Linked DNA regions of Homo sapiens: region 2 is linked to region 1. Evidence: read pairs that join two places in POLR2A ChIA-PET (ENCODE). Cell type or tissue: A673. All regions are shown on one strand.

Region 1 (2,500 bases):
ACCATGCCCCTTCCTCTCTGTGTGCCAATTAGCTCCTTTGCTGGACACCAGGAAGCAGTACATGCCCATGTCAGTATTTCCCTTACGTTAATAAAAACCCAAACAAGAAAACTTCTCAATCCCACTTCCCATACTGGTGACTGTCCTTTGCTCTCCCTGGCAGTGAAACCCCCCGAAAGAGTCATGCAGCTTGCTGATGTGAGCTCACCCCCCATTCTCCTCTGTGAGCTCACCCCCCATTCTCCTCTGTGAGCTCACTCTCGGCAGCCGCTTATCTACTACTCAGCCAGGCTCATCAAAGCTCCCAACACCCCTGAGCTGCTGAAGGCAAAGCCTCCTCTCCTGACTCACCAGGGAGCTCCTTTCTTGCCTGCCTTCCAGGGCGCTATGCTCCTGCCCCTCCTCCCCAGCTCCTGCCTCCCAGTGCTCTCCACCTCATTCCCCCAAGGTGGGGTTCTCCTCAGCCATCCCCTCCAGGATGGACAACTCGGCCTCTCACCAGGCCTCAAGCACCACCCCAACACCATCTGTACCATGTGCCTCTCCCAAGCAATGCGCTCACCCCGGGTGGTGCCTCTGCACTAGCACATCGCCGACAGATCCCCAGCCTTCCAGCCTGGCCTGGACACCCTGGAGTCTGCCTGCCTCTTCTCTCGATCACACCACACACTCAACCCCCTCACTACTGCACAGCCATCTCTACTCTCTACCCTAGTCTCCTTTTCCAGCTCCGAGCCCAGCAGCCAGAGTGATCGTCTCACAGCCCCGGCACAGCCATCTCCCTTCAGCACCTTTCAGAAGCCCTCATCTCACTTCCAACCATAGATTCAGCTTCCAAGGGCCCCTCCCACCTCTACCCCAGCAGGCCACCCTGCTTATCACTCTCTGTGTGGGGAACAGGCTGCTGCCTCTGTCTGAACAATCTCCTCCAGACACCCCCAGAGCTGCTCTGCCAATTGACACCTTCTCTCCCCTCTCAGGACTCGACCCACCAGGGCACTCCAAGCTTCTCTACCCGTTCCGCTGGGGTGGCCCACCTCCCCTGCTGCAGCAGTCTCCCCGATGCAGGGAGCCCTTCTCCATTCTCCATGAACTCCAGGGCCTGGCAATTCACAGGTGTTCTCTAAACATGAGAGAATGGATGCCGTGAGAGCATCGCACAGTGAATCAGGTCAGTGCTACCAAGGGCTTGGCCACCCAAACACAACAGCTCTCGCTCCCCGCTCAGCTCTGAAGGGCCCAGGGCCAGCCTCCCATGCCCACAGCTGGGGGCCTGGGAGAGACATGGCATGGAAGTACAAAATCCCCAGTGGCCCTGGGCCAGCCCACCCGTGGGCTTATGCCCGTCAGACTATTTCCTCATGGCTGAAGGAGAAGAAAATAGAGATTTTAAAACACAGTAAGGCTGGAAGCGGTGGCTCACACCTTAATCCCAGCACTCTGGGAGGCCAAGGCGGGTGGATGACCTGAGGTCAGGAGTTTGAGACCAGCCTGGCCAACATGGCGAAACCCTGTCGCTACTAAAAATACAAAAAAATTAGCCAGGCATGGTGGCAGGTGCCTGTAATCCCAGCTACTTGGGAGGCTGAGGCAGGATTGCTTGAACCTGGGAGGCGGAGGTTGTAGTGAGCCGAGATTGGGCCACTGCATTCCAGCCTGGGCAACACAGCCAGACTCCAACGCAAAAAAAAAAAAAAAAAAAAAAAAAAAAGTTAATAAAATCACCATGTCACAAAAGAACTGAAAGCCAGCCCCTTGTCAAAGTGCCCAATTGTTACTTGTCCTCAAGAGGCTCCCTCAAACCCAATCAACCAATTCTCCCTGCCCCAGAGGAATAAGCCCTGTGGACGCCCAGACCCTTGGCATAGGTGCGAGCAGTGAGGAGACAACTGGCTCCAGCCAGAGGGGCAGCCAGTCCTCCACAGCACCAAGGCCACCTCTCCTCACTCCCCCACAACGATTACAGAAATCAGCCAGTGAAGGCAGTCCATGGGAAGAGAGTATACTCCCGGGGCGCCAGCCAGCAAGGTGGTAAAGGCACAGCTACAAAGCCAAGTCAGATTCCAGACACTAGAGCCACTGTCCCATGTCCAGAGGAGTGGGAATAAAAGGACTGGAGGCTGTGTGATCTCTGTGGCAGAAGGGTCGTAGCCTGCCACATCCTCACACATCACACAGACGCAGGAAAGAGCATCCCGAAAGCAGAGGCGCAGGAATAACTTAGACCTTCTGGGCAGAGCTAGTAGCCTCGCTATGCCCTGGATGGAGTCCCAGACCATCTCAAAATGTCTCTGGGACGTGCTGACAGCAGAGACATGCTTCCATGGTGGACCCACCACACCCTAGTGTCAGAGAGGGAACATGAGGAGGGCTCCTCTGTACCAAAGAACACCCGAGGGGCCCAGACACCACAGTGAATCACCAGAAAACATGGAGCATAGACAGAGCCAGTCGGAAGACTTACTTGGGGAACATTTCCAGAGAACTTATGATTCTAGGA
Region 2 (2,500 bases), 530 kb before region 1:
ATGCACCACCACACCCAGCTAATTTTTAAATTTTTAGTAGAGATGGGGTCTTACCACGTTGCCCAGGCCGGTCTTGAACGCTTGGGCTCAAGTGATCTTCCCGCCTCTGCCTCCCAAAATGCTGGGATTATACGTGCGAGCCACCGCATCTGACCCAGCGGAATCTCTTAAATGTAGCTGGCCCATCGTTCTGCTCAGACCCTCCTTAGCTTCATGCAGCCGGGCCTCAGGGGCTATCCCATTAGCACATCCACCTCTTCCTCTTCCTGCCTCCCCTGGGCCCCTTCCACCCTCACGCCGGGTCCTGCTTTCCCAGGAACTCACCATGGGCCCTGCCTCGGGGCCTTTGCCCTGCCCTGGTCTGCCCACTGCTCTCTGGCATGGAAAGTGCTTCCCTGCCTGCCTTCCACGTCTCGCTGAGCACGCCTATCCCACTTCTGCGGAAGCGCTGGCCCTCCTAGTCCTGCCTTCCCTCGGGAGATGTTGGCTCTGTGCGAGCAGGGCTTTGCGGCTGGGTCGATGCTGCATCCCCCACCCCCGTGCACGTGGCCTCTGGGCTAGCACGCAAAGGCGCCCTCACCCTTGCTGCGTCCTGGAAGGAAGGAGCACCTGCCCTGGAACTTGGCCGGGTGGCGTTACCACCGGAGGGTCCAGTATAGGCAGGACTGAGGTGTACCCGGCCTGCTGTGAGCCCCGGCGTAGTGCAGAACTCGGGGCCTCGTTTCCCAAGAACACACACCCTGGCCATACCTCAGGGCAGGGGATGGAACACTCGTCAAATAGCGGGTTTTCTGGAGGCAGGTCCCGTGGTGGGGAGTGGCTTCCTTGTCCCTAAATGCCCTTTCTATCTGTTCTCTTGGCTTCGGAGGCTGAGGCCAGGTGCTGGGAGAGGGGGTGGGGGATGCAGTTGCCCTTCCCTCCCCACTCTCTAGCCCACAGGTTGGGGCTGGGTGGGTTGGGGCCCCACAGCCTCCTGCTTGTCTGCGACAGGGCTGGGCGGCTTCCCTTCCTGTGATCCTCAGGAAAGATCAGGATCACATCATAACAAATGACCGGAAGACACGGGAGGTGGCTGAGCTGGGGGTTTCTGCTGGAGCTGCTCCCTGGGCCCTTGCTGGCAGGGGCTGGCTGTTGACAGTCAGTGTATGTTATGCCGGTAGAATTCTCATTTGGCTGTTGTTTGTGTGTGCCTGTTTTTATCCCTTGTAATTAAAACATTTATTTGGCCTTCGCAGTGAAAATCTAATTTCTTGAGTCTAAGAACTGCTGATCTTGGCACCGAGATGCCCGTCCGTCGGGCAAACAGACCCAGAGCCGTTGGATTATTCATAGCACGGCATCTGCAGATCAGGCTGCAGTGGTGCTAATCAGAGCTGAGGTTTGGTAATTGATGTGTTGAGCAGGATTTTAGTGGGAGGGGGGTGCCGGCGTCGTTGAGCGATTGTGTATGGCCGGTGGGGGGCCCTTCTGGGCTGACTCAGCCGCGCCAATGGGAACGGCACCTCGGCAGCGGCGCGTCTGAGCGCCAGTTGTATTCTGCCTGCTGCACCATGCAAATGCGCTCCTTCAGCCCGCAGACACTCCTCTGCGGCCGGGTTTCTTCTTACCCCCTTTGCACAGGTGTGAAAACCGAGGCTCAGGAAGGTCATTTTCCCAAGGACATTGATCAGGGGCATGGCTGGGATTTGAACTTGGGAAGCCCACCTTGAGCATTTGTGGTGTCGACCCCCAGGAGGGGTGCCTGCTCTGGGTTTTCTCCTCTGTGTTCGGACCCTTCGGAGTCACCAGGGTGACCTCTGCCAGTAATGCTGTTTCTTCTCTGCTTTCTTCCAGACCATCATGGAGCAGTTCAACCCTAGCCTCCGGAACTTCATCGCCATGGGGAAGAATTACGAGAAGGCACTGGCAGGTGGAACTGCGCCCGGGCCCCGTGGGGTGGGAGCTGCCTCCTGAGCTGGTAGAACTGCGCCCGGGCCCCGTGGGGTGGGAGCTGCCTCCTGAGCTGGTAGAACTGTGCCCGGGCCCCGTGGGGTGGGAGCTGCCTCCTGAGCTGGTAGAACTGTGCCCGGGCCCCGTGGGGTGGGAGCTGCCTCCTGAGCTGGTAGAACTGTGCCCGGGCCCCTTGGGGTGGGAGCTGCCTCCTGAGCTGGTAGAACTGTGCCCTGGCCCCAAGGGTGGGAGCTGCCTCCTGAGCTGGTAGAACTGTGCCCGGGCCCCGTGGGGTGGGAGCTGCCTCCTGAGCTGGTAGAACTGTGCCCTGGCCCCAAGGGTGGGAGCTGCCTCCTGAGCTGGTAGAACTGTGCCCGGACCCCGTGGGGTGGGAGCTGCCTCCTGAGCTGGTAGAACTGTGCCCGGGCCCCGTGGGGTGGGAGCTGCCTCCTGAGCTGGTAGAACTGTGCCCGGGCCCCTTGGGGTGGGAGCTGCCTCCTGAGCTGGTAGAACTGTGCCCTGGCCCCAAGGGTGGGAGCTGCCTCCTGAGCTGGTAGAACTGTGCCCGGGC

What was found. ChIA-PET counts read pairs that join two places held together with the same protein. Peaks named below come from ENCODE experiments on the same cell type or tissue, not always from the same donor. Only the 100,000 strongest peaks of a DNase experiment are listed, where the experiment ranks them.
Region 2: POLR2A ChIA-PET joins it to region 1 with 5 read pairs; 1 of 35 experiments calls an interaction of 5 or more read pairs at or near these places.

Annotation. Positions count from the first base shown.
Region 1 is chr17:81,579,666-81,582,165 of GRCh38, forward strand. The region is part of intron 12 of NPLOC4 (NPL4 homolog, ubiquitin recognition factor); the gene reads right to left. Among named protein-coding and RNA genes, the nearest start is that of FAAP100, 29 kb to the left of the region's middle. In A673, no CTCF peak of the experiment used is centred here; no DNase peak of the experiment used is centred here; H3K27ac peaks cover 1,439 bases.
Region 2 is chr17:81,051,835-81,054,334 of GRCh38, forward strand. BAIAP2 (BAR/IMD domain containing adaptor protein 2) reads left to right here. Exons shown (of 14, transcript NM_001144888.2): 2 at 1,834-1,909. Among named protein-coding and RNA genes, the nearest start is that of BAIAP2, 18 kb to the left of the region's middle. RefSeq lists enhancers at 8-816, 817-1,623. In A673, no CTCF peak of the experiment used is centred here; no DNase peak of the experiment used is centred here; H3K27ac peaks cover 487 bases.